Linked DNA regions of Mus musculus: all the other regions are linked to region 1. Evidence: chromatin loops called from intact Hi-C (ENCODE). Cell type or tissue: left cerebral cortex. All regions are shown on one strand. Links, peaks and the distances in the headings refer to the core of each region. The heading gives the core; the rest is flanking DNA.

Evidence for each region. Peaks named below come from ENCODE experiments on the same cell type or tissue, not always from the same donor. Only the 100,000 strongest peaks of a DNase experiment are listed, where the experiment ranks them.
Region 2: a loop joins it to region 1, with 2.1 times the contacts of the local background. A loop is called at or near these places in 2 of 42 quality-filtered maps.
Region 3: it touches region 1 in a loop (2.0-fold over the local background); 2 of 42 quality-filtered maps call a loop at or near these places.
Region 4: it touches region 1 in a loop (4-fold over the local background); 2 of 42 quality-filtered maps call a loop at or near these places.

Annotation. Positions count from the first base shown.
Region 1 is chr7:64,869,437-64,876,775 of GRCm38, forward strand. The region is part of intron 2 of Fam189a1 (family with sequence similarity 189, member A1); the gene reads right to left. Nsmce3 (NSE3 homolog, SMC5-SMC6 complex component) reads right to left here and starts at 3,604. Exons shown (of 1, transcript NM_023239.5): 1 at 2,246-3,604. The coding sequence starts at 3,482. The coding sequence ends at 2,643. In left cerebral cortex, for the core only: a CTCF peak has its summit at 3,563; DNase peaks (open chromatin) are centred at 3,623 and 5,737; H3K4me3 peaks cover 3,189 bases; H3K27ac peaks cover 2,184 bases.
Region 2 is chr7:65,151,422-65,158,760 of GRCm38, forward strand. It overlaps Fam189a1 (family with sequence similarity 189, member A1), which reads right to left and starts at 5,107. Exons shown (of 10, transcript NM_183087.4): 1 at 4,684-5,107. The coding sequence starts at 4,902. In left cerebral cortex, for the core only: CTCF peaks have their summits at 3,292 and 4,334; DNase peaks (open chromatin) are centred at 2,602, 3,337, 4,352, 4,675 and 1 more place; H3K4me3 peaks cover 2,557 bases; H3K27ac peaks cover 1,874 bases.
Region 3 is chr7:65,070,430-65,077,768 of GRCm38, forward strand. All of the region lies in intron 1 of Fam189a1 (family with sequence similarity 189, member A1), which reads right to left. Among named protein-coding and RNA genes, the nearest start is that of Gm32963, 27 kb to the left of the region's middle. In left cerebral cortex, for the core only: a CTCF peak has its summit at 3,361 (motif pointing left); a DNase peak (open chromatin) is centred at 3,322; H3K27ac peaks cover 420 bases.
Region 4 is chr7:64,776,123-64,783,461 of GRCm38, forward strand. Fam189a1 (family with sequence similarity 189, member A1) reads right to left here. Exons shown (of 10, transcript NM_183087.4): 6 at 591-751. Among named protein-coding and RNA genes, the nearest start is that of Nsmce3, 93 kb to the right of the region's middle. In left cerebral cortex, for the core only: no CTCF peak of the experiment used is centred there; DNase peaks (open chromatin) are centred at 3,586, 4,291, 4,626, 5,317 and 1 more place; H3K27ac peaks cover 3,450 bases.

The sequences.
Region 1 (7,339 bases), core at 851-5,850:
CTTAGTAGGAAATTCTCAAAAATAAATACCTTCATAATTAAGATTAGAATTTTAAAGAGGTATTACAAAATACAGGGCTACAATACTGATAATTAAGACACATTAAAGTAAAATATGACAAAACCAAAAACCGCAGATGGTATTTGCAATTGGACTGATGCACAGAAGATACAAAGAGTTCTCACAAACCAACAAACAAAAACATCTGCTGTTTAAAATCTAATGGTCAAAATGGAGAGTAAAAGGCAGGCTGATGCTTAATGTCACCTCAGGAGAGCAGATGGCACAGTGAAGTATTAACGATGCACCCACATCCACCACAGGGCTGTAAAAGCTGAGTGTTCACATGGGTTGCAGAGCGTGGGGCGACTGGCAAAAACAGTAAGAACTGTCTAGGTGCTGGTGAGGGAGCAAATGGATGGGTTCAGGAGCCATTTGGCAAGTGTCACTGATAACTGTTGGCTTCTGGCTTGAACTCCTGAGGCACACACCTCCCTGATGGGAAGACATTAGGAAGTTGTACTCTCCCTTCATGAAAGGAAGTCAAAGCGAATTAATCAGATTATGCATACATTAACTTCAATGTATACATGTAACTTCAAAGATACAGTAACGTCAAAAATAGCTGGTTAAAAAAAACGCTGTGCTGTGATAAAGGACACAAGGCAACTTATGTAAGCCATGAACGCCCACAAAAGAAAAACATATTCTCCGTGAACGTGCACATACATGTAAAGTTATATAATGGCATGATATGCAGTTCTGGAACCTGTCAAGAAAGATAAGAGTTTATCTAGCCTCTAATGTAGCACAGCATCTCCAACAAAATAGCTTGACAGTAAACTGTGAAGCCCTCGGAAAACCGGGATACCATTACTGTACCTGACAGTTCTGAGACAATGGGCACAGAGGACAACTTAAGCAGCACAGCACAACCGAAAGCTGACTCAGGTCAGGAGCCCATGGGCAGAAGGTAACTCATACACTAACCTAAAAAGTAACCAAGAAGGGGGACTCAAGGATAAACTAGTCCTTGCCTAAAAATTTCCAGATCTCCTCGTGCTGTTTAGTCAACTTGACATAAACTGGGGTCATCTGGAAAGAAAGACCCTCAATTGAGAACATGCTTCCACCAGGTGGAACACTTTCTTGATCGATTTTTGATGTGGGAGGGCCCAGTTCACTGTAGATAATGCTATCCCTGGGGCAAGTGGTCCTGAGCTGTTTAAGCAGGCTGGGCAAGCCAGTTAGCAGTGTTCCTTCATAGCCTCTACTTTATTTCCAGCCTCCAGGATTCCTCAGTGATGGACTACAACTGAAATAAAACCCTTACCTTCCAAGCTGCCTGTGGTCATGGTATGTCACAGCTGGAGAAAGCATCCTAGGACACTACTGCAACACAAGCCAACAGTCAGTAGCCCCTCTCGTCCCTTCAGACCTCGTAGCTACCACAGACTCCTCTAGTTGGCCTCTAGTTCAGGGCTGATTAAAGTCACCTGTCCTCACTGCCACCCTGTTTGTTCTTCTGATGACGAACTTGCAACTCTTCTCAGAACAACAGTACTTACTGCCTGTGCCCAGTGTTTGGCCAGATACTATGAAGAACTCCAAGGAATCTGTGAACTTGTTTCCTGACTCACCTATAGCAACATAAAGTGCCCCTCATCTTGTGGTAGCCTTGTTCACACTGGTCTGTCCGCACCAGACATCACCCTGAGTTCTTCTAAAGAACTATTCTTCCACACCAGGGCTTTGCTCAGCTTTATCTCGTTTCCTATTTATTCACCTTAAGGGCACACTTGATTCTACAGATACACAAGCTAAATTCTTCTGGTGGAACAGGATCTGCACTTGGGCAGTGTGGTTCCCAATCAGGCCTGGTTAATCGATACGACACGACACTGTTTTATAAACCGGAGACCTAACGATTTTTACAACTTGCTCTAATACACATTCACACACTTCTGCAACACCATTGACTTAGCTTATCATGGAAAAAAAAAAAAAGTCTGGAATCATGACATTTCCTTTTTAGCCGCAATTTCTAACAGGGAAACAATAATAATAATAATGGTGAACTGACTCAAAAGTATAGTATTTGTTATACTAGAAAAGAATCTTAAGTAGAACCCATAGGACAACAGAATTATGATTATGAATATAAAAATGCTAGAAAACACATCACATAGATTTCGTGGGACCACAAGTGCTCACACCCAACAGAATATGTATATTTAAAGCTGTGTTGACAAGAAGCTAAAACAATTTTATTTTCAATTTTAAAAAGACTTTTATTTTTCCCCAGGAACTAGTCATTAAGATAATAGCTACCCTGTTTCTTTATCGTCTAGAACATCAAAGCAATTTACCAAAGTGTTCCTTCTTGAATATGTTTGGCATCATACAATTTCATTTAGGTTTAGAAAGTTAGAAAACTCTTTATAAACAAAAAGACAATTAAATGAAAATTTAAAGCTCCAAACCATAATAATAATAATAAAAAAATCAAACAAAAAACCCTGCAACACATCCTAACGCTCCAAGGCCTTTATGCGTAGCAGAATCAAGCTTCCTCCGACCCCCATTCCCCCTGTTCTTTTATACTGGATCTCCAGAGTCCCTCAGACCATAACTCAAAGAGTTCAAGAGGATGTGGCTGGGGCACTAGCAGTTGCAGGTCTAGCCCTACTCTCCTCATCTGCCAAAGCCTCGCAGTATTGTGTGGGCCAGTCTTTGGGGTCCTGGTTATGGACTTTGGCCACAAACTTAAGAACTTTCATCTTGCTGGTTTCCAGGTTGGTTCGCGGGCCCCACTGTAATTCATAGTCCACAGGATCGGTGTGGGGTATCCTCCGGTACTCCAAGTAGCGCTGCCGCACAAAGTCTTCGGTAATGAGTTTCTTTGGGTCGCCAAAAATTAAGTGTTTCTTAGTGGGGTACACTCCGAGCCGTCGCAGGAAGTCCCAGACCTCAGTCTCGGTGATGGTGTTGCCTTTCATGAAGATAAGCCCCAGGACTATCATAAGCAGGCCCGAGATGGGGGTACCCTGATCGCCCCTCATCTCCGCATCCGCCTCCACCGGCTCCAGCATGTTGATGAGGATGTAGCTGTGGCTCTTGGGCTCCAGCTCCACCAGCTTGTACCCGAACACGTATTGCAGGCGCTCGGCGGCCAGCTTCAGAAGGTTGGGGTACACGTCCCGGTAGTCGCCCACCACGTGCTTCAGGATGTCCGTCCGCTTGATCGGGATCTTCTTCTGGTCCTTGATCAGCAGGAACTGCACCAGCTCGGCCACCTTCAGCTCCAGCTGCTTCTGAGTGCGCGGCCCCACGGTCGGGGCCGACAGGGAAGCGCGGGAGCCCTGGGAGGAGCCGCCCGCGGCGCGGGACGTGCTGGGTCCTTCCTCGCCAGCGCCTCCCCAGTCCCGCTCCGGGTCAGCCTGCGTGCTGGGCCGACCGCGGCCCCTCGGCTTCTGCAACATGTCCCCGGTCGGCGGAGAGCAGGCCGCGATCGGGAGCAGCAACCGCCAGAAGACTCCGCCGAGCGAGCGCGCCCCAGAGGCTGGGAGAGAAGCTGCGGCGCGCGCGTGACGTCACGTCGCCGGCGCGCTGCGTCCGGGAGGCGGAGCGATACGACTGGGAGCCAGCCTGCGGGGGCGGGGACTCTTCATAGCTACTGCGCATGCGGAGGGCCTCGGCGCTGGCAGCAGCTCCTCCTGGGCTTTATCCCCAGTTTTAATGAGAATTGAATGGTGTTTATGAGCTCATATAAATAGAAAACAAGAACCAAAACTTCTCGGCAAGTGTGCGGTTGAGTTCTAGGGCACACCTGTTTAGACACGTCTAATAGTTTTTGGTTAGTTTTTAAGCTACAAAGTTTGTCTATGGAACACAAAGGATAAATGTGTGCGGGTGGGAAAATAAAGGGAGAGGAGGAAAAGATCTGGAAAGTCAAGAAAAAAAAAAAAAGAGTTACCGGGCAGTGGTGGCGCACGCCTTTACTCCCAGCACTTGGGAGGCAGCGGCAGGCAGGTCTCTGGGTTCGAGGCCAGCCTGGTCTACAGAGTGAGTTCCGGTGCAGCTAGGGCTACACAGAAAAAACCTGTTTCGAACCCCCCCCCCCCCCCAAATAAAAAAAAGTGTTGACTTGTGCACCAAATGCGGGACATGACAGACTAGGGGACCCTGTCCCGGTATCTGTCCTTGGCAGAGTTCATTCCCACCTGGCCAGTTAATTTCTGTACAATCCCTTGAGTCTGTAAGGGAAGTTATTCTTAAAAGCAAGACTTCTGCAATTTTCAGGTTCACATTCTCTTCATTGAATTTCAGTTAGATGACCATGAGAAACCACGTAAGCACTGCCAATAACGTGACTTAGTTTGGTAATGTGGACTGACCTTTTGGAAGACATGTTTGGGAAAACTGCCGCGGACCCACATCCACAATTTTAGCAGAAACATGTTAGAGGAATGCTAACCCCAGAGGCACTTGCTCTCTCCAGAGATTACCATTTAATTTAGGTTACCAATGATTGGGAGTAGCAATAATGTGAATTTCTTAATTCTCTCTCTTAATATATAAGCTTTAAAATCTCAATAAGAAAGAGAAGAGCTATCATCCTTTATAATTTGTGGTGTGTGTGGCTTGTAGATGGTTTAAATTGTGCAACTCTAATAGACAAAATGAGTCATTTCATTAACTCAAACCATCAGCAGTCTGTTGCTATTACTGCTGTGGATCTCAGCAAATGGGTTTCTTCTCCATTTACTGACAACGGAACTGAGTTTTCCTCTCTCTTTTTTAAAGCTACCAAGAAAATAGGTAAACTATTCAGAGAACGAACTCAAATTGATTTCCTCCTTAATGCAAATATATTCAGAGGAAAGCAATTCAGATCACATTATTTGAATAATAACACCAAAACATGGCCTTATTAAAATTTCATTAAATGTAAGCAGCATAAAATTTTTGTTTATAATTCAATATGAAAATGCACTCTGATAATGGGACCTGCAATGCTAATATAAAATCCCACCCCATGTTGTGATTCAAGTGTTCTGAAATCTAGTGAGCTTTGAGCAGTAACTTTCTATTCCATACAGGGTCTACGAAGACATCATCAAAGGTTGGTCGCAATGGCAGAGGCTGCAACAGTTTGAATGTGTCCTTTAAAGCTTGCATGTTGGAAATGTAATCCCCCCACTGAAGAGGGCTTTGTCCTCATGAGTGAATGAATGCCATGTTCTCTGTAATGAGTTAAGATTAAATCAATTTTGCCATTGTACTCTCTAAACCTCTCACGACACAGTGATGCTCCACAGATGTGGTACCTGGCCCCTAGTCCTCCCACCCTTCAGAGTCACGAGTGGAGGACAATTCTCCTATTTCCAGTTTACTCACTCTGTGCATTATTTTACAGCAACACAAAATGGACCGAGACCAACTAAATAAAACACAGCATCATGACACTCTTCCATTCATCTGCTTCAGTTTCCCTGCATACTGAATTCTGTATTTAAGTTCATCAAAGCCTCCTGCGATCTAAAAAATCTGCAAAAAGGTCCCTCCAGAAGGATCAGTTGTGCCTTGAGCCAAACAATTTCAGCAGCCAAGAGATAAGAGAGAAAAGGAAAATAAGATGAGAGCTGCTGTCAGCCATCAGGCTGCGTTTCAGTATTTTCTGTGTTAATTTCTTCACAGAGAACCATGCGACTCCAGAAGCTAGGCTAGCACCCAAGACTAGAAACCACAGCATCTTTTAGCAGCACCCCCCACACAGACAGCAGATGATCATGACTCAAAACACAGGAAGAAGGATACAGTTTTAAATCTCAAAACACCTTTCTCCATGCCATCCAGGATGCAGACGAGAAAACACAGGCACAGAATGATGTTATTAAAATGGAGGTTAGAAGTTGCAATGAGAAGGTCACCCAGACCCTGCATCCTACTTCCAACCGACAATGGAAACTATGAAGTCCTAACACGGAAGGTGGCAAAGGCAAGAGTCAATGCCTTTGCAAAGGTAACTGCAAACACTGCCTCTTCAGCCTCACACCAACCCTGTGGGGCCTGTTGGTCTATTACTTTCATTCATGGAGAAACAGATAGGTAGAACGTAGACAAGGTGACCCTGAAGAATATAACTTTGGCCTCAGGGAATCTAGACTACAATTCTGGAAAAGCTACCCACACTCCAAATTTCAGCTTCCAGACCAACAATCTGAAACCAAGGAATTCCGAATTCAAAGAATTAGCTGGGATTTGTTTGCTAAGGACCTAGCACAGGGGCTGGCAGGGTGCTTAGGTACTGTTAGTTTCTGTTTAGGGGTTGACTTTCTTAGGGTCCTGGTCGGGCTGCAGAATTAAATTCATGAGGCAGTTTTAAAATTTAGTTTGGTTTTTGCAGTCCTGGGGGTCAAATCTGGGGCCTCTCATACATTGGGCAAATGTGCTACTATTGTGCTATGCCCACAGCCCAGGAGACAGATTAATTAAATAAATGTATACACCTTTAGTCCAAGTGGAAGGAGACACAGTCCCTTTTTTAAAATAACAAAACCAAGTTTCAAAGAAGACTGCGGGGAAGTGGTGGTGCACACCTTTAATCCCAGCACTTGGGAGGCAGAGGCAGGCGGATTTCTGAGTTTGAGGCCAGCCTGGTCTACAGAGTGAGTTCCAGAACAGCCAGGGCTACACAGAGAAACCCTGTCTCAAAAAAAAAAAAAAAAAAAAAAAAAAGGGAAAAGAAAAAAAGGAGAAGAAGAAGAAGAAGAAGAAGAAGAAGAAGAAGAAGAAGAAGAAGTAGTAGTAGTAGTAGTCATCGCAAGACCTAGGTGCTTTTGTATTTGAACAAAGAGAGGTAATTGTGGAAAGGTAACTAAATTATATGGGAAGGCTAAAGGAGAGTAATTATAAGAAGAAGCTGACTATGACCTCTTGGCCAGGACCCGGTAATGTTTCCTTTCTCTGGCTGTGGGCAGGGACCTTGCACTTGAAAGTTTTTATCTCCTGTTTTCAAAGGAAGAGAGGAGCTAGGCTGCCCTTCTCACAGCTGCTGTTTTTCAAGTGCTTTAGCTCGAAGTAATCCTTATGCCAAAGTGACATATTCTGGGTGGCATATTCTGCTACCTAGCACTAGAAAGATGTTCATCTCAGGGGAGCACATGCACATATAAAAATCAGGGAAAGGTCAGGAAGGAATATATAGACATGACTATGCCATTAAGGCTGTGTGCTCTGAAAAATAAGAAGGTTGATTTTTATTGTTGGTTAGAAGATAAATGAAAACCATCTCCTTGGTGAAGCCTCACTTCGCAGTGTCATAATGCTCTGCCCG
Region 2 (7,339 bases), core at 1,134-6,133, 280 kb after region 1:
CCACTGGTGATGTCAGCTACCGATCGACAGAGCACTGATGGAGAAGAGAATCCATGTTTGTACATTTCCTGGGTTTTAGTTATGGCAACAGTTACATACTGCTTTAGGAATATTTTTAGAATTCTAGCAGCATCGCTCTTAAAGGGAACACAAAGACTGAGCTGCTTTGCCAGCAGCGGCTGTGCAGGTGACTTCAGTGTCCTGGCACTGGCAAGATTAGTCGCCTCAACTCAAAGGCAACGTGTCAAGACCCCACCCAGCTCAGTGCTCTTGTATAGTCAGTCACTGCAGAAATGTGCCAGAGGTTCATGCGTAGGGAGGCGACCCATCTCCTAACATGCCAGACAGTATAGCCTAGGACAGGGAACTCTACAAGGTGCTCCTCAGAATCAAAGCGCCATGTAGATTTTGCTCATCACTGACCTCTGGCCACAGCTTCTTCACCTCACCAGCCTCCAGCTTTGCCAAGCTCCCCTCCTACAGTTTAGAGCTAGAATGTCCCCTAAAGACCCATGTGGTAAAGACTTAGTTCCACATGGCATTTCTAGAAGGAGGTGGAGCCTAAGGGGGAGTCTTGAGTGACCTACAAGGGAACAGTGGGGCTCAGCCTCTTCCTCTTCCTTTCTCCTTTTGGCTATCTGGTTCAAAGTAAGCAGCATATACACTCCTACCACAATGTACTGCCCTGCCACAGGTCTGCCTGAGGCCAGGGACTGAAACCTCCACGTGGCAATTCTGTGAGTATACACAGACACACATATATACATATACACACCTATACACAGAGACACATACACACACATTCACACACATACAAACACATACACATATACAGATGGATATAAAAGTATACACACATATATACACAGACACATGTATATATATATATATATATATATATATATATACATATATATATATACACACACACACATATATATATACACATATATATATACAGACACACATATATACACACATTCACACATATACACATAGACAGACACAAACATGTACATACACATAGATATACATACACAAACACACATATATATACACATACATACATACACCTATATTCCCACATTCTTACACATATACACAGAGACAGACACGTATAAATACACCTACACATATAGTCACACAGACACACACAAGCACATACAGTACACACATGCACACATCTTACACACATATACACATGCACATAGACACACATATATGCACAGGCATTCATACACACACATACAAACATACATATACATACATACATATACATGAATACCCACATATATAAACATCTTACACAAATACACATATACACACAGAGAGACAGGCACACACACACACAGAACTTTTTAAGTTTTCTTAATGTCCCCAGCGTAATGTGTCTTCAAATTTCTTGACCCTTCACCTTTCAGGCATGGTTAGGGTTTTCCTAAGGAACAGAGGGTGTGGCTGCCTTGCCAAGGCAATTTCTTCACCAGCAGGCTCTCGTCCACCCTCTGCCACATGGACAGTTAAGCATCATCTTCAGTTAGGCACCTGGTGTTTCTAAAGTGAGAGCAGCTAAGTTCAAAGCCACATCCTGGCTCAGTGACCTTGGGGAAGTTACTGATTTCATCTTTATTCTTCTCAGATCACTCACCACAAGTTGCCAGGACTGCTTGAGGAGCAGCCCCTGAAAGAGGCTGGTGTGGCATTCCCCTGGCTAAGACAAGTGAGATGCCTGATGGAAACTCAGGGAGGGAATCAATTGGCCAAGGCCGAGTACCGGGAGGTACAGTCCACTAGGCTGCCAGTGAGCGGGCTATCGTCCATATAAAAGGGACTATCAGGTCCAGTACATAGTAAGTGCTCAATAAAGAAAAGAATTGTTTTTCTTCATATTACTTTTTCCTAAATACAAGAACTGTTGATATAACAATTCTTCACCAGGTCTAAACCACAAATGATCAAGAAGTTTGAGGCAGCAATTAAGTACCCAGTATCCTTTCAGAGGGTTCATATAGCAGAGTCCAGCACTAAGCCTAGTGTGAGTTTCCATAAAAACCTACCATCTTGGTCACCTATCTTAAAGACCTTTCAAGGTAGTTAGAGCAAATATATCCATTACCTTGGGAGACTGATCTCAAGAACCTCCAACAGCGGAGGTTCAAATCCCTTCTATGTCTTACAATTTGCATATAACCCACACACGGTTTCTTGTATGCCTGAAAATCATCTCTAGGCTGCCTAGAATAACTAATGCAATATAAATACCATGCAAATGGTTGCTATATTCTATCATTTGGGTATGAACTGACCAGGAAAATGTTGTGCATGTGTCTGTACAGATACAGGGCTTTCTGGATACTTTAGGTGTCTGGTTGATTGGATCCTTGGCTACAGAAGCCGCCGATGCTAAGGGCAGGCTGTATACGGAAGGCAAAGAGCCCGTGTTACTCACTCACGATCACATCAACATGCGAACCTGTCCCAACTGGAACTAAGCATTCTTTCTGCGGGGCAGAGACAACGTGTGAAAATTGCTATACGCTGTATTGAAAGGATTTAAAGGCTGGAGATGTAACTCAGTCTAGCACATGCCTAGTATGTATGGAGAGATTCCATCCCCAGCATAGAAAAAAATAAATTTCAAAACACTTGTAGCTGATTCAATTCTGAAGGTTAAAAAGAAGCCTGTGGGAAGACAGAGGGAGGGACAGAGGGAAGGAGGGAAAATGTGTAAGCATTTTATGCTGGGTTCATGCTATTCTCCAGAGCCCAGAGAAATGGAAGCCCACAGCCTAACGCCAGGACAGGACTCAGAACTGTGGGAAACTAGAATTAATCACCTATAGATGTTGAAGACAACAGCATTTGACATACAAGCCGAATTACTGTTTTTCATATGTAACTTAACTCCTGAAACAAAATGTAGGGGATGTGTATTTTGTATGTGTTTTTCTACTGTCTCTAATTAATGTTTTACTTTTGAGGCTATATATATGTATGTATGTATGTATATATATATATATATATATATGAAGAAAAGATATATTTCCATATATATATAAAATCTCTCTCTCTCTCTCTCTCTCTCTCTCTCTCTCTCTCTCTCTCTCTCTCTCTGTGTGTGTGTGTGTGTGTGTGTGTGTGTGTGTGTGTGTGTGTGTGTGTATAAAATCAGTTCTCTTAGAACACCCTAGGGAATCCAGCTAAGGCTCAGAGGAGGTGGGGGAGGCTCCGGAAAGAGCCAGGAATCCTTGCTAATTCACCAGCCTGCCACCTGTAGGCTGGTTCCAGCAGGCTGAAACTCAGTACCCACTAGACAGACATGAAAACAACGCATATTAAGTAATGCTAAAAACCGAGCAACAGATGTGTGGAGACTATATATAGGGGCGGGTTTGGACCACGGCTCCCTGGAGGCTGCCTCCCACCTCCTCTCATCGATCTGAACACTGGGAGCTGTGACCACACGTTCTGCCTTCCTATTCTGCTCTCCCAGATGAGTCCCCACCCCTGTCTGAAATAAGCTTTGAAAATTAATACCCCCATTTGGATGAACAGCCACACCTGTATCGATCCTTGTTTCCAGGGTAGTTTGGCTAAGATCTCATTTTAAACCAGACAAGGAACTTGCCAGAACAAAGGCCATTCCAAACTAAATAAATAAATAAAAGCCATGCAGGACTGGACTTTTTTTTTTTTTTTTTAATTACAAAAGTTAAGAACAAACGACGAGCATTGATTGCCAAGGCTTGTTTTGGGTCTTCGTAAGCGGAATTTAAACGCAGAAGGTTCACTGTAATGTATTTGTGCACCACTGACCAAATGTAGTTACAGATGTCAAGAGTTCTCGAAACAAGTGCCCATCGTTATAAATACCCGTGCCACATTTATCCCTATTCCCATATGTCCATGCTTTATTAATACAGAATATAAGCAACTTTCACCAAAACAATACAAAATACCAAAAAAAAAAAAAAAAGAAAGAAAGAAAGAAAGAAAGAAAGAAAGAAAGAAAAGAAAAGAAAAGAAAAGAAAAGAAAAGAAAATCATCTCGAACCAATGGCTTCTTTAATAAATGTTTGCTGGAGGAAACATTTGAGGGTCAAGAACCCGAAAATCAATCTGGATTTTAAATAGCACGCTCCTGACTCCGGATCTCCAGCAGGTCCAGCCAGACCGTCCTGGGCTTAAGGGGAAACAAGATGTCCCTGCGTCCGGGAGGTGCCAGAGCGGGGACCAGTCGGTCCTCTCCAGACTGACCCACAGCCCTGCGCGCCCCCGGCGAGAACCGCAGCGAAGGGAGCCGTGCACAGCGGGTACTGCACCGGGCTCGGGCGCCCCCGTGCCGCCTTGGTCACAGTCGCCCGCTGCCCGGGTCGGTCATCGGCGGCGAGTGGGGATCCGGGCAGTTGTCCCAGGCAGGCACCAGCCACCGACTGCTACCCACCAGGTGGCGAAGGGAGGGCGCCTGGCTGTTTTCCCCTCAGAAAAGTAACTCCGGGCGCAACGCTTTGGAGCGGCAGCGCGACGCGCGGCGGTCCCCGGAGTTCCCCGGCCCGGACTTGGAAACTGCTAGCCGAGCCGCAGCTGCCAGACCCGGGCGTCCGCTCCCCCACTCGGCGCCGGCCGCGTCCCCCGCCACTGCAGCTCCGGGTCCCAGCCCGCGCCGCCGCCGCAGACACTCACCGAGAAGCCGGCCCAGAAAGGGCAGGAGTGGCGCACGCGGGCGGAGGTGGTGAGAGCCAGCGCCGCGAAGCTCACGGCCACGATGAGGCATCCGAGCGCCATCTGCGTGGCCCCGAGAGCCAGCACGATGCGGGAACGGCCCGGGCACTCGCGCAGGCGGGACAGGCTGCGGGGCAGCGCGTGCGGACGCGGTGTGCGGGGGCCGCCGGCCGGAGGCATCTCGTCCCGCAAGCTCTCTCCGCGCTGCGCTCCTCTCACCGAGGCGCCGGGGCAAGTTGCGCTGGCTGCGGGGACCGCCTCCCCGCGGGCAGCAGCAGAGGCTGCGGCGCGCGGCCGACGCGAGCGGCTCGGGCCGGGCGGAGAGCCGGGCGCCCGCAGCCCGCACCGGTGCCCGCGCCCATGCCACCGCCGCTGCGCAGGGCCCGCCGGCCGCGCTGCGCCCTCTCCCGCTCGCCCGCCCGTCCGCGCGCTCCCCTGGCCGAGCGCGGGCGCGAGCCGCCGTGCCGGGCGCGAGCCGCCGCGGGCTTCGGGAGCGAGCCTAGCCGCTGTGCGCCGGGGCCCGGGAGGGAACCGAAGCCGAAGGGGGGGACAAGGCAGGGAGCAGGAGAGGTCGCGGGTGTGTCCTCCGCGTTGGTGCCTCCTCCTGGGCCGAGTCGGATACTGGGGAGAGGACGGACGGAGCCTGGACACCGGCAAGGACAGAGGACTCCGAGAGGACCCTTTGGCCAAGGCGTGGGAGCGGGGTTGTGGGACCTGAGGCTCTGAAAGGGCTTGGATGTCGATTTCCTGCGCTGAGCCCCAGGCGTGGCGACCTCCAGTTAATAAGCCTAGCCGCCTTCGTGCAGAATCACCCTAGAAGCCACCTAGGACACCCCTGGGGCAAGCAGCTGCCTTCTATCCACTTCTCCTTTGCGGGGCGTTTTATAAAACAAGTCCCAAGTTTAGCCTTTAAAACAGTATACAAGAGCAAATGTAAATGGAGGTTGTATTAAACAGCCTATACTCCCTCTTGCCCCCAGATTTAATGATTGGCTTCCTTGAAATTGCAAGGAAACCTGGAAATTCGGTTGTCCCAATGCCTTTTGTGGTCCTGTTGATGGGACAACTTTAAGCCTATCAGTGTTGAATGGAGTCTGCAGGGTCGGAAGTATGAAGGACTGGCCGAAAAGGAAAGTTGCAAAAGATGAAATTCAAAGGTCATTCTTCCATGACCTCTTGGCAGGACTTATGGAGTCCTCCATCCCTGTCTGCCTCCTCCCCCTCAACCCCCGCCCCATTGGATTGGAAATACCGAACAGTGTCCTCCCGAAAATATCTCAATTGCTGGTGCTTGAAATTTCAGCGTTAGAGATATTGATTCCTTTGGGGCTTGACGAGCCCCTATTAAAATGCAAATTCCCCTTGAAGGGGCAATAGCTCAGCCTTTATCAGCCAACACCTTACCAGGGATGGGATTTATTTTCCAATTTAACTGGATGGCCAAGGGATGAAGAGAGAGAGGGTGGGAATCCCAGGATAAAGTGGATGACCTCCAAATATTGGCCCGTGGCCAACTGCTGTCGTCTCTCCCAGTTCTTTATAAAATGAAATAAGCCTCTGGCCAGGTGTTTAGAGCGCCCTAGTACAAATTCCAATTTCCTGGAGGTATTTTCTATCTAGAAGTTCTCAGGAAGCATTTTTGTCAGTGCTTGAAACAATATCAAAGCGTGATACTCGACTGCCCTCACCTCCCTCGCCCATTCAGGCATTCTTCTGAAAACCGGCTCAGACTAGGGGGTCTAAGCAGAAGCCACCCATTTAAGGCTCTTAGAGGTAAGTACCTCAGCAAACAAAAACCAGACAGAAGCCTTGCCTCTAAGACATCAAAAGAGAGATAATCGGCATTACAAATGAGCAAATTACTTAGCTTATCCACATTGTATACTAGTCAAAATTATGTTTAAAAGTCCACTGTTTGGCAGGGAGAAGGTCTGAGACAAGTAAAAGCAGGCAGGCCCCCCGGGGGGGGGGGCGCTTTTTGGTCTCCGGGGGACTTTGTCAGCACACAGATAATTGCTCCAAAGTCAGTTGCATCTGGGTTCAGTGGGATAGAAAATACTGCTACACCTGCCGCCCCGGCGATTGGAAAGGAGCTTTCTGACCACACTGTAATCCAGAAGATATTGCTATCAGCATGGCAAGAGAGGGTGACAGGGAAGGGTGGGAGTGGTTCCAGAGGCGAACAAGAATTCTATTTGGAACTAGGTTCCATGATACATTCTGTCAAAGAAACTGGCTGCAATCTGCCATGTCTCAAGACCTTGAATAATGTTGAGCTGAAAAATATGGAACTAGTTTGTTTGGAAGACGAAGGTTTAAGACAGTAAAGCATTCAGACCAGTTGTAAGAAAGCTACTGTAATTATGAAAGAGACAATGACTGAAGAGAATCCTCCTGCACTGAATTAGGATACTTGGAGAGATGTCCTTAAGGTGGTAAGGGAAGACCCCATACATCTAAAACTCTACTTTGTGAAGATTCAAATTCATTTAAAGAAGAAAGCCTGTGCTAAAGGGTTCACTGTTCAAAGATGTGTCTGGGGACACATTTCCCATAGCTTAGCTATGGTCTAAAGCACCTGTGGTCTCAGGGTACCAACTTGAGTCTCAAGCTGGCA
Region 3 (7,339 bases), core at 884-5,883, 200 kb after region 1:
TTTTTAAAACTACTCATTTGCACGTTTCCTAACTGACTTTTCTACTCATTCATTTTCTGTTACTGATTTGTTAGACATTTTGTTAAGGCTTGAATATGGTTCCTATCTCGGGCAAGCTCTCCTCAGAGCATCCTACTGGCACCTAATTTTAGTGAAATACGTTAATATGCTTTAATGACTGGCTGGAGCCAGCTCTATTTTACATTATAAGTATCTCCCTGATAGCACCTTTCCCAAGCCCTCCTTAGATGTGATGGTATCTTTTTAGAGAAAACCCCTCAATTCATTATCATTTTTGAAAACACTGGAGTGGCTAGATGTTCCGTGTGTGTAACCACTTCTCCCTCCATCGCCCATCCTTTCAGCGTGGTGCGTTTTCTTTCTGCGTCTGCTTTGTGGGGAGGGAGATTTATTAAGGCAGGATCTTAATCACATTTGTCTTTTCTGCTCTTATTTTCTGTTCCCTGTCTCATCTCCACTTCCCTCAGTGCCATCCTCATATATTCCCTCAATTGGAATATTATTTTTTTTCTAGTTTGTTTACAGTGATAGGTGTTCATCTTATTTTTTTAATTGTTTCCTTTGGTTGATTATGGTGGTTTGAAAAGGTACGGCTCTCATAGACTCATGGTTTGAACCCCACAGACTTGAATGCTTGACCTTTAGGGGGTGGCACTCTTAGGAGGTGTGGCCTTATTAAAGGAAATGTGTCACTGTGAGAGCCGGCTTTGACATCCTCTATGTTCAAGAATGCCCAGTGTACTACACAGTTCCTCTTTACTGCCTGCAGATCAAGATGTAGAACTCTTTGCTCCTCCAGCACCTTGTCTGCCTGCACAGTGCCATGCTTCCCACCATGATGATAATGGACTGAATCTCTGAACCTGTAAGGCAGCCCCAATGAAATATTGTCATTTATAAGAGTTGTCTTGGTCATGGTGCCTCTTCACAGCAGTAAAACCCTAAGACATTGAATGCTTGTATGTTTATGTGTTTTGTGTTTGTGTGTGTGTGTGTGTGTGTGTGTGTGTGTGTGTGTGAGATATATGTATATGAGTACAGGCATGTAAATGTCATGGCATGTGTATGAAGGTCAGAGGACAGCTTTTGATTCTCTTCTTCCACTATGGGACCAGAGACCGAACTCAGGTCAGCAGGCTTACACAGCCTGACTGAGCCACGTCAACAGCCCCCAAATTGTTTTTTTTCTTGATTAGCCATAAAAGGACTAAACCTGTAGATACACCTTTATGGATACATAAGTATCTTTGTATACATATGCATACATGTATGCATGTTTGCCATAGGGTGGTGATGTCATTTCTTGAAGAGCCTAACATGGGTTTCACCTATGGTTTAAGAGTTACTTTGACCAGGTGTCTACTTGATTGTTGGGCTAACTAACCAAACAACTCATTGTCCAACTCACCCCCTACTGACTGAAGTTTTATAAAATGGTGATCATAGACAAACAATTTCAACATTTTTAAATAAGCTGATGTTTTCCTTGAGTCCTAGATTGCCATGGGTGTTTAAATGACTCATCAATACTTGAATCGCATGGTATGTCTGTGTTGCCAGAATTGACTATTAGTATGTAACTACTAGATTATCCTTTGAACCTTACATCATTGAACATCATTCATGCAATTATTCACTTTGTTTGGGGTTTTCAAAAAGTGCACAACTTTCAGACAGCTGTGGTCTTGTAGGTTTCTTACTACTGTTTTTAGTAGTTTTTATTGTCCATATTTGTAGTGAGTCCATTTTCTCTTCATTGCAAAATGCACCTTTGTTAGCATAAAATACCCTGACGTGTTTGTTTCAGTGCCTCCTCTCTAGGTATTAATGCCGGTCCGTTCATCCTTATAAATCTTTGCTCATTATTTTTAACCTTCCTTAACCCCTTTGTTTTACCCATGTTGCTTTGTTAAAGGTCGGGGATAAATTTTATTTGCGCTAACCTAATGCAATAGAGGAGTTGATGCTGTTAGTGCAGGGACATCAGCTTCACCTTTCTGCCTTCCTTGTGTGAGTGTGTGTTTGATGCACAGTCCTGCAGCTAGCCCCCTGGGTTATCTCTTACTGTGTCCACGTGTCTTGATTGCTGTTTCTTGCGTACCTTGCTCCTCCTTAGCAATCTGAGGTCTGCGCTCCACCAGTACAATTCACTGGAGTTCCTCTATCCTGCCTATGTCAGAGCTACAAAGATGGACAGAAAAGGAGAACTAAAATTCTCCAGTGAGTGACAACTGGGGAAGGAGAAAAAGGTGCCAGAGCCCTAAGTTAGAAGCAATGGGTGATGCCAGCAGTTATGAGAAGGGACAGAAGTTCTGCAAGCTCCACAAGGGCCATTGATATCTCACTAAGACTCTCAGTTTCAGCCAAAACACCTTGCATGTCTCTTTACTGCAGGCGGTTTAAATCCCTTTACTGTAGGCAGACTGCTCTCTGTCCACAGTTTCCAGGAGAGCTCGTTCCTTGGGTAAAACTGCACATCTCCCATGTATGTCAGGCAGAAGAGGTAGCGCAGCCACCCACACAGATGTGTATGCTCACCAGAGGTTGTGAACGAGAATGCATCTGACCGTGTCGAGCCAGAGAGAACGTCCTGCAACCTACCCAGATGTCCATCAACAGTGGATCTAACAAATGACCCTGCCTCGTCCACCCAGCATTGAGCACAAACCAACCGCAGCTATACAACAAAGTAGGTTTTCAGAAGACCCCATTGAGTGGAAGAAATCAGACACTACAGAATACCATTTGTATGATTCCCTGGTGACAGATTCAAAACCAGCCACAATGAATACATGCTGCTAAAAACAAGAACTGGGATTCCTGGGGGGTGGGGGGGAGGCTATGACTGGGGAGTCATGAAAAAGCTCCTGGAAAACAGGTAACATCCTGCCTTCTGATCGGTGGGGGCTGGTTCTCCTTGTAAAAACATATTAAGCTGTGTTCTCAAATATTTGTTCAGCTCTCTACATATCTGTTAGACTTCAACACAAAGTTAAAAAAATAAAATAAAATAAAAAAACGGCTAAGGGCTAGGGAGAGGATCTGTTGCTAGGAGACAAAGATCCCAAGATTTAGGCTTTTGTTGTTAGCCTGTGGAGCTGGAGATGAAGGCAGTGAGCTCTGAGGAGATTTTTTTTTCTGGGAATGTTCCTACCAGGTCTTGCTAGCTTATGGATTCTTATCACCTTGCATCCACCAGTCCACAGTCCCCTAGTCCACGGCATATGCTGCCTCTCCAAAAGAGCTCTTCTGCAGGCCACGGACACCATCAGGGCTTAGGAGAATCTGCACACCAGGGTCCACACTGGAGAAATTGATTGCAGCGCCCCCTGGTGGAGTAGGCAAGTACACCTGCAGCATCCCTGCGCATCCCCAAGGTGCAGGAAGGGAAGAAGTGGATGAGGACCACACAGACAACTAACTGTTCGACTTTTGAACACCATGATGGCATCTCTCTAGGCTACACCATTCAAGAGAAATATAGTACACGCATTGGCTGGAGTTCTAACTTCCTAATAATCACAAATAAATTATGCTAAAAATTAATTTCTATTCTTCCTCCTCCAACATAGAAATCGTATGATTTCAACAAGTAAATAGCCTTAAAGATCATTTACTCATTGTACATATTTTTAGCATAGCCAGTCTTTGATATCTACTAGGGGTTTGAAAGGTATGGCCCATCTCAATCACCTCTGACATCTCAAGACCCAACCAGCTAAGCATGCAGCTTCTCCCTCATCTCCACACCCCAACATGGCTTAGATTTCTCTGGAATTGTATCCCCATTGAGAACCAGGATGTTCTACAGTCCTCGCTGCAGGGGTCTAGTCAATATGAGGCACTGAACACATGCTACGAATTCTGCCAAGCAGAGGCCACTCTTCCTGCTGAGCTGGCATGGGAGAGGAGGGGCCCTGAGATGAGGGGGCGGGGCCTGAGACGAGAGGGGAGGGGCCCTGAGATGAGAGGGGAGGGGCCCCGAGAGTGTTGCAGCTGGGTTGGAGCAGTGAGGGCAGACAAGAAGGGGGTGGGGGCGGGGGAGAAACCTGGTCTCATGGACACTGCAGGAGTTTCTGCATCAAGACATACTAACCCTACGTTTAGATTTTCCGCTTTTTTATTAAACAGCTTCGGATTACACTGGTGTGACTTTAGATTAAAACAGAACTAAACAGTAAACTTTGTTATTCAGATCGTCTGCACTTTGTTTTCTCTGGTGATTTTAAAGTTTCATATTATGGTTGTATTATTCATAGTGGTTCTAGTTATTAGCATAATTCCGATAGCACGTCTGAATATATCTAAAGCTAAAAGTATCGTACCTCTTCAGAGGCCAAGATTTCACTTTCAGGTTCATCCAAAGAAAATAACCAGATAAGTATTCAAACGTGTACAGAAAAAAATGTTCATGACAATATGAAGAGAAAACACAAACATGTACCAGGAGAGAACTAGGAAGCCAGAGGATGGCTCAGAGGTGACAGCGCTTGCTGCACAGGCTTGGGGACTGGAGTTCAGATCTCCAGCACCCACTTAAACGTTTGGTGGGTGTGGCTTCCTGCCTGCAATCCTGGTATTTGGGAGGTAAAAATATGGCTTCACCAGAGCGAGCTGGCTAGGAAGATTAGCAAGAGAGCCTGCCCCAAAATAGAATGTGGAGGAACATACTCTATACCATAGACCTCCACATGCACGGGCGTATGGCTACACACACACACACACACACACACACACACACACACACACATGCCAATACACATGCACATGCTCATGCACACTCATGCACACACACATGCACACACATATAGACACACCTGGGACACACTATAGGAGTTCCTATACTATAGATCTTAAATGTCCTTGCATGTTAAAGTCTGAGTCCCTAGCTTGGAGCTTACTGGGATGCAATGGCACCTTTAGTAGATACTGGCACCCCATCCTCTTCTCTTTCTTCTCTTCCTGGCCATGAGGTGAACAAATAGCTCTGCCAGGCACACCCTGTCATGAATCACGACAGCCCCAAAGCAACAGGATTGATCTGCAAGGAGCTAGAAGCCCATAAACTGTGAACCAGAGAATCCTCCTTTCCTTGAAAGCCCTGAGCTCGGAGCTCCTAGAGACATGGAAATCGTCTAGAGTTGTCAGCCCATTCACCAGCAAGGGGAGGGGTATGTGCAGGAAGCAGAGCCTCACTCATGCCATGGGGTGCCACGGGGTGCCACGGGGTGCCATTTGTGAGATAAAGCATGGAATACCAAATCTCTCTGACTTTCCAGACACTGGGCAGAACTCAGAAAGGCCACAACCACAGTGTGAAGGTGGCAGGTGAGAAATCCGAGAGTCAAGGAACCCCTAGAGAGAGCAGAAAAGGGGGTCCCCGAGGGTCTGCTGGGAAAGCATCAAACACAGAAAGACCCTGGAGAAGCCAAGGAGCTATGTGAGTGAGTGGGGTCCTCAGCCACAGCCAAGCACAATGGCCAAGGAGCCAAGTGCGTCTGGTGCAGACCCAAGAGGCTGTCACAGTCCCATTCCTCAGCTCTGACTAGGTCGGAGAGCCCCAACGCCCCCACCACCTGATGCCACTGGGGAGGGAGGCCCGCAAGGTATGGAGGGAGCCAGAGAGGCCAAGAGACTTGATGGGATGGAAAGGAATTTTCCAAACTCAAGTATGGATACAAAAGCCAAGGGGATCAGATCTTCTAGATGGGACCCGAAGCCTTGAACTTCTAATCCCTCCCCTGCCACACACACACCCCGTAGATGCAGAGAACTCAAATATATGGGCTACACACTGACAGAGAAAGAGCCCAAGAAACTAGCTTGAATTAACAGAATTAAAGCATCCTCCCTCACATCCCCCCTCCAGAGCAGATCAGCAATATAAAAATGAAAAACCAAAGAAGCAGAATGTTCCCTCCACATCTGCGCTCAGTGTGAATAAACTCAGGAACTCCGTAATACCTACTTATGTAATCTAATGAAAATTCTGAAGGAAACATTTATAAGGCATAAAGATGGAAAATATTAAATTATATGCTTCACATAGCCTGCTTAAGTACACTCTGGGGGTTGAAGCAAGGATACGGCCATAAATAAGAGAGTGGTCCCTTCATCTTCCTTTATAAATCATGGAATGGAGCCCTAGACAACACCTTCCCTGATAAGAGCACTCTCAGATCTGATGAATAAGCAGATACTGCCTTCTACCCCACACACTGCTGAAGAGTATAGTTTTTAAAATGTATTTAATTAAAGAAACAAAATGTACAGAGTTCCTACACATACACAGGCATACACACATACACATACACAGAGAAACACACACAGAAGCACACACACACACACACACACACAAATGCTCATATACACACACATGCACAGGCACACACACACATATACATGCACATGCATAGGCACATACACACACACACATATACACGTACATGCACAGGCACATACACACACAGGCATATATATACACACACAGGCACACGCATACACGTATGCACACACACACACACACACACACACACACATATACACTCACATGCACAAGCACACACACAAATACTTGGCTCACCCTTCTCAGCTCACCCCCACCAGAGAGGAACATTTGTGGCTCAGTTAAATACAGTACTTGCACAAAATAAAGTCCAGAGTCCAGATTCCAGTTCTTACATTAAGAGGAGGAGGAGGAAGAGGGGGAGGGAGAATAGGAAGAGGAGGAGGAGGCAGAGGCAGAAGAGGAGAAAAAAAAAACAAGCATGGCAGCATGCATCTGATGGAGAAATGGCAGCATGTATCTGGTGGAGGAAGAGGATCCCCAGGGGTTGAGAGAGCTGGCCCAGCAATTCAGAGCACATGCTGCTCCTGCAGAGGACTCAGGTTTGGTTCCCAGCACCCACGTCGGTTGGCACACAGCTGCCTGTATCTCCACCATCACTGCATCTAACATCCTCTTCCTGCCTCCCCAGGCACCTGCTTTCATGGGCACACACCCACACACCCACATCATTTAAAATAATAAAAATCAACCTAAGAAAAGAGAAGCTCCCTCAAAACTAAGGTGAAGAGGAAGGAAAATTCCCAGCGTTGATCCCTGACCTCCATTTGCATGCATATGCACACGCACCACACACCACACACCACACACACACACACACACACACACACCACACACCACACACCACACACCACACACCACACACCACACACCACACACCACACCACACACACACACACACACACACACACACACACACACACACACACACACACATGCGCGCCCGTGATGAATCCACAGAGGGGCAGTGGT
Region 4 (7,339 bases), core at 1,344-6,343, 93 kb before region 1:
GCAGGTTTAACTGTTGTCTTTCTTCTGGAACGATGTTCAGAATTTATTAAACACTTCAGCTCTGTCATTTACAATTAAAATAATGATGAAGCTGATGAAATTTCTAATTAATGTTCCACGCTCTGTGATGACTGTCAATCGGGAGCAGCCTTGCACATGTAAGGATATTTAAAAGCTCATCATTGGCCTATGAGACAGACTGTGTGATGCTTGCCTATAATTCTAATACTTGGACACTGAGACAGGAGCATTATAAATATGAGGCCATTTGGGGGCTACATAGAGATATCAAAGCCACCCTGGGGGGCTGTATAGTGAGGTTCTGTCTCTAATAACAACAAAGTAAAGCCATCATCTCACCACCAATATCCCAATGAACAATAACAACAAAATAAAAAAGAAGAAGGAAAGAAATATCCTTTTTGCTGTATTCTAGGTCACAGCTCCTTTCTTCATTCCCTGTCCGTAGGAGGCACAAGTATCTGTACTGGCTCTTACTCTAGTCCCTTCCACCCCTCCTCCCAAAGATGTTTCCTGTCTTCCTCCTTCTCAAACATCATGGGACTCAGGACACCGGACGGAAGACTGACCTGTGGGCCTCCGCTGTGGGTGTACAGGTGTACTCTGGAGGGTAGTAGGGCGGAGGCGGGAGGGGGGCGATAAACTCATCAAAGTCCAGAGTCTGGTGGAGAATGGTGCCGTGGGGAGTCACACAGGCAGCGTTGGCGGAGTGAGACCTATGTGGGAAGAACTGGAAAGCACAGAGAAGCAGCATTATCCCAGATCTCGTATGGCTGGTGGCCAATGGCGCTAAGTGCCCACACCTCACTGTTCAAGCTGCCAAGCCATGACCACTAAACACACACTTGACAGAGAGCAGCTCTGAGAGGGCCACCTTGGAAGTTGCCCTCTGGTCTGCTTCCCACATTGCTAGGCAGAATACCTTTGATTTTTTTTTTTTCTTGGTGAGGTTAAAAACTTCTTTAATACAGTTCTCACTGGGAAACCTCACTCCCGTGACTCTAATGCTTAAACAGTGCAGCTAAAGGACGCTTGCCATGCAGGCTTCAGAAGAAAAGCACTTCATGAGGAAAGGCTAGACTTTGAGCATGCTCACTCTGCAAGTTCCTATCATGTGCTGATCACTTGACACATGCCCCATACACAAGTCCTTCCAAGCCCTGCAAAGTACTTCAGGCCTGTATCTCGAGCCTGGCATGTCTGACACACTTCCCTGTAGCTCACTCTGGCCCCTTGGAACACTAGTGTCTAGGGATCCACACACTTTGTAGGACATTGCTCTAAAGGTGAAGAGTGTTAGCCATGAGCTCCAGAAAGTTCTGTGGGGCAATCAGGTACACGGGATGCCACTTAAAAGTATCAAGGGAAACATACTTTAATGAAATGAGTGCTGTCTGCCTGGATCGCTGTAATAGAAGTACTAATACTTGTTTCTCTTTCCACCCGTGGGTCATTCCTGCCAGAGATTGCATGTTCCACAGAAATACCCTGAGACACCGTTTCATCTATAGGTGTGAAATAAGCCACACTGCGTGGGCTCTGGGCCTTCCCATACATAGCATGTCAGTGAAGTAAGTGGAAAGAAACAAAGAGTCACTTGTACACAGTTAAGCTCAGGTTTGGTAGCAAATACACTCCTCCAATCAGTGTGGGAACAGGGGGTCTGCACTCACGAAGCAGATGATATCTAAATGGACCATCAGAGACTAGGGGGTAGCAAAGGCTGGGGCTACAGGAGAGCATCCAGGCTCAAAAACGGGTGACCAGTGAACGATGTGTTTCAAAAAGGCAAAACAATAAGGCTCTATTCAATTATAATTCTAGGGATATATAGGAGGCAGTGACGATGCTAGGGCTGTGTGGAAGGAAGAACCATGTGGGTGGCAGGGATAGGGTGGGCTGGTGCAGACACAGGGGCAGAGAGTTGGAGAATTTCTGTTCTAGCAGGGGTGAGTCCAGGGTTCAGAATATGATCTAATGCAGTGAAATCGGTGTGCTATGGGCTGATGGCTATATCTGAATGAGGGACGCATCCGATTGAAAACGGCCCCTACCAGCCTTCCCAACACATAGCACATTCCCTGCCCTTTCAGTTAGTCTGGCTCATTGCTGCTTCTTTAATTGTTGGAAATTAAAGGGGGAGGGGGTTGATGGCCGTGAGTGGGCTGGATGTGTGCTGTTATCCTCTGGCTGTGAAGCTGTTAAATCTCCTGCCTGCTCCACAATGGCTTCACAATGGCTCCGAAGTAAGGAGAGCACAAGTGTTCTTGAGGTCTAGTAAGGAAATATTTTAATTAGTCTCTACCAGACGTTAGAAGAGTCACTAAAAGTATACTCAAGCAAAACTAATGAGATGCAAAAACCACCCGACACACAGAGGCCTGACAAAGGTTAAAAAGACCAGGGCACCCATTCCGAGTGACTTTGCCTCTCTTGGGCTGTGCTGGCCCCATCTCTACAGAAGCTCCCAGAGCCCCAGCGCCAAGTGAAGCCTTTTCCTAGGCTTTTTGCCTTTTCTAAGAGGAAGCCCACCAGTCTCACAGGATAGTGTGTGTCCAGTCTCACACCGATAGTGTGTGTCCAGTGAAGACAGGGTCTGCCTTGCAGCTCAAGGTGAAGCCGGAGAGCTTTGTCTTCTGCTCTGAGATGCTGGTGCTGAAAGTCTCCATGACCACATCTCCCAGGCTCCCTGGCCAATGGCTTCATTTAGGCCCTACCCATAGTGGCTGCTAGAGAATTAAAACAGTCTTAGCTCTTCCCATCCCTATTGTCTCCCAGCTCTAAGTGGGTAGTTGGTCCCACGTAAACTCAGCACCTTTCTGTGATCCTTCACCTTCACAAACCTGGATAACCAACTGTCAGAAACATACCAGGTGGTTACTTCCTGTTGTGTTTCGGTGGCGGTCTGCATGAGAATGGCCCTCATGTTTTCACACAGGAGTTTGAACACAGTTGGTAGAACTGTTCGGGAAGGGTTAGGAGGTGTGCCCTTGCTGGGTTAAGAGTGTCAATGGGGGCAGACTTTGAGGTTCTTAAAGACTCCCTTCCTATTTCCACTTATCTGTCTGCCTCCTATCCTGTTTGTGCTTCGAGATGTGAGCTCTCATCTCCACTGATCCTGCCACCTTATCACTGTATCTTCATCCTACTGCCATGCACTGTGACCCTCTGGAACTGTAAGCCCCTCAAGATGCTTTCCTTTATAAGTTGCCTTTGTCATGGTGTTTTAATCCCAGCAACAGAAAATAATGACTACATAGACTGTCAGGCTGCCTTCGTTTTACTGCCCTATTCTTTCCTAATTGGAGCACAGCACACACTCAGCCAGCATTGGCTGAGTGGATGGATGGATACCTCTCTGCTATGGTAGTGTTCTTGCTCTTCTGCCCCCAAGAAGCAGCCAACAGGGCAGCTCAGAAAGCTAGCAAGCTGCCTAGTCTCTGCTTCTGGGATGCAGCCTCCATCTTGTGCAGGAGCTATTTTTAAAGCAGCCCAGATGAGCTCATGCTGTTGGGAACAAAAAAAAAATCTTTGATCATCAAGGTTCTTCGCACTGAATCCTACCCAGTTTCCAGCCTCCCTCCAGCCGGTGCCAAACACCCCCTGCTTTGAACAAGGTCTGTTCAGCCATCCTTCATACCACACGTTCTTTGTTTCCTCTTTCTAGCAACTTAGCTCCTTCTCACTTGCCAGGCCTCCTTCAGGCCCAGGCAGAACATCAGCGACTGGAAGGTTTGTCTGCCAGCCCACATCCTCCATACTCAGGCTCCCTGCTCTGGGGCCTCATGTCTACAACAACATGGGCAGGTATAAAGCGTGATTCTGCATCTCCTCAGGAGGGTAAGAAATGGGCTGTAAGACATCTCTTCTGTCTGTCCTGGCTGGTTCTGTCTTCCCTGGGCTATCTAAACCACACAGACACCAGTACACTTGTGGGTGGGAAGATGGCTGAGGTGTTCACAGATACACCCTGGGTTTGTCACTCATATAATAACAGTGTGCTCCTGAGACCCTAGGTCCTGTCTGTTAGGAGGGAGGGGACTTCTTCCGGGAACATAGGTCCCTGAAAGCAAGGGGCACCGAGAACTTCAGTTACTTGGCCCTGGGCAGCTTCCAAAGGCCTACAACACAAAGCTCCTAAATTTAGGCTCGGCCCACACAGCCTAGCTTCTATAGACTGGAGGAGACCATGAAGAGGTTAATGGACCTCAAACTATGAGTCAAATGCCTGGTCTACAGACACTGGCCAACCGCTGAGCACCACATGACTTTGGGCACTTTACTGACCTATCAGTCTCAGGCTCCCTTTGCTTGGAGCTACCAGGATTGTAATATGAAATGCCATCCTCTGTCACAGATTCACTCAGCAGCATCAAAAGGCTCAAACGGAAGCCTCTGTCATAGTCTCTAGCTCTGTCTGGTGTCTCCATGTCTGATCTGCTGCAGGGAACAAGGTGAAGAGCGGGGTTGGTCGGCAAAAGTCTGGATGTCTCCTGGTGGGATTTGCCTGGCGCCTGTTCAGCACTGCCTTCCAGCTCCCCCCACCCCCAGGAACAGAGGCTGTCCCCAGCTTTCCTTTGGCACTCTGGCTCTCTCTGGATAGCAAACTCCTGCGGGTGGGGTATGACCTTGAGAGTCCCACGCACCTTCTAGTTCCATGCTCACACTTATTAGGCCTATGCAAAGCGAACACCCACCTGCCCTTTCCTAGGGGGTTCTACTTAATGAACCCTGTGAGCAGAGGTGAGAACACAGAGCAATCCTATGAGATGACTGTGACAAACTAAGCTATGTAACAGCTGAGGATGCCTCTGAGGCGAAGGTGGCTCTGAGGGAAACGGGGGTGGGGGGAGGGGGACGAAATTACTTTTACAAACAAAACCAGAAACGACACTGGAGACACTTAGGAGGTAAAAAAAACAAACGCCATCTCTACTGAGCTATGTCAAAAAACGGAATTGTATCATCAGGCAGCTAATATTTCTGCACGTTAGAGTGTCTGGGCTTCAGTGGTTCTGACAACAGGAGTAACGCTTGCTGTCTCAGGCATTCATGATGTTAGTTCTAACTGCAGCTAATTATCCCCAACACGCATTTAAATTATAAGGAAGATGTGGGTACTTAGAATTCTAAAGTCCTAACGGTGCCGCTGAGCTCCGGGGTGTGGTAAAGACCTTGAGCTGCCTATACAAACTACAGAGCAAACTCCAGGAGCCCAGTGGCTCTGAAAATCAGCTAGGAAGGCCACAGAGCAAATAAAATGTGTCAGTCTGTGCCACACATTTGGGACTCAGCCCAGCACCTCCGTGGAGACAGTAGTTATGGAAGGCGTTTACACTCGGCAGCAGGAGCTGGGTGCGTGTATCCGAAGTACCCTACAGGTCTCTCTGAAAGCAGCCTTTAGAGAGAAAAAGCAGCCTTTGGTTATCAGAAGTGGGCACCAGGAGCCTGCAAAATGTTTACAGGGTCGGCTGCCCCATACTGTTCTTGTCATGAATTAGTACTTCTTAGAGGAGCTGTGGCTTTGGTATGGCACTTGTCAAACATGTCCATGACCTGGGGTCCAATCTCCAGTATCACACAGATACACAGATTCATATGTACATACAGACAGACATATACACACATACAGACATGCATAGAGGCACAAACATACACAGACACACAGACACACACCCTCCCTACATACATAGACACACCCACGCACAGACACATATACACAGACAAACATACACACATACACACATTGACACACTTAGACACACAGAGGCATGCATACTTAAATAATACTTCTCAATTTGAGAAGTAAAAACAACAGAAGGATGGATGATTGGCAAGTACCCACGAGACACAGCCGAGCTCACTGATGGAAATGCAGCCAGAACTGAGATGTCAAAACAAGGGACGATGACACTGAGATTGTGGTGAGCGGCTCGTGGCAGAACTGCCACACAGATTTAATACAACCTCAGTGTGATTATTTTTCAGGAATTGTCATACCGATTCTGAAATTCATAGAGGATACAGGGGGACAGAATTTTCACAACCATCTTGAGGAGAGATGAAGCTGGAGGACTCTCTTAAAAGCTCTTGTAACATGGTAACCAAGGCTCCATGGGATAGCCATAAAGGTAGACGGAAGACTGATGAACTAGAACCGAGGGCCCCCAGTAAAACCATACATCTGTGGTCAACTCACTACCACCCAGTGACACTAGTCAACTATTACTACTTGCATTTCAAGAAAAGGTGCTAGGAACCACACAAAACTGGCCCTCTGCCACACAGCGTATGTGACACTCAACTCAAGATATCCCTAAACATCAACTGAAGACTACAGAACTTTCAGAAGGAAATAATTTCATTTTCTAAGATTAGGTGACAGGGAGACAGGACACCAAAATAAAAGCAGGAACGGACACAAAAGACACACTGGGCCTTATTCAAACTAAAATGCTGTGGTTTGAGATGTGACCAAGTATAAAGATAACCAATGGGAGAGAGGGGAAAATATTTGCGCACATCTGAAGAGAGACGTGAATCCAGAGTGAACGAGGAACTCTACGACTCAGCAATAAGAGATGACTAAATGTTAAAAAAATGGGCACAATAAAGCCCATTTCTCTGCAGAAGATCTATAAGTAGCCATTAAACACACAGAAAGAGGATCAACATCATTAATCACGGGAAAAGTACAAATCTAAACTACCACGGGTAACACCTCACAACCACGAGGCTGGGGGAAGGGGGACTGGAGGGAAGATGGTTATTTATAAGCATCTTTATCGGCACTCAGATATAACGGATGAATAGAAGGGCTCGCTGCAAAGCTTTAGCATCTGTCTCTTCCATGGGCAGGTAAGGAAGGTCACTAACTTTTTTCTTTTTTTATGTACTGCTATATAATTTAGCTTCTTCCAATAACCATATAGTATTCCTTTAATTAAATAGCTGAATGAAATGCACTATGAAGCCTGAAAAGATTTCAAGGCATCCCCCTAAATATCATGGTTCCATCGAACAGGGTGCATTCACAACCCCCTTGGGCCAGCCCACTTCTTCCAGGATGCAGCCACCACAGCCAGCCTGGACCGACTGTGGCCCACCATGTGACCACCCTATTCTTAAAAAACTCATTTCCATATTGTGATAGTTTAATTATGCTTGGCCCAAGGAGTGGCACCATTAGGAGGTGTGGCCTTGTTGAAGTAGGTGTAGCCTTGTTGGAGGAAGTGTATCACTGTAGGGGTGGGCTTTGAGATCCCTCCTTTCTAGCCACGTGGAAGTCATTCTTATCCTGTTTGCCTTCGGAACAAGA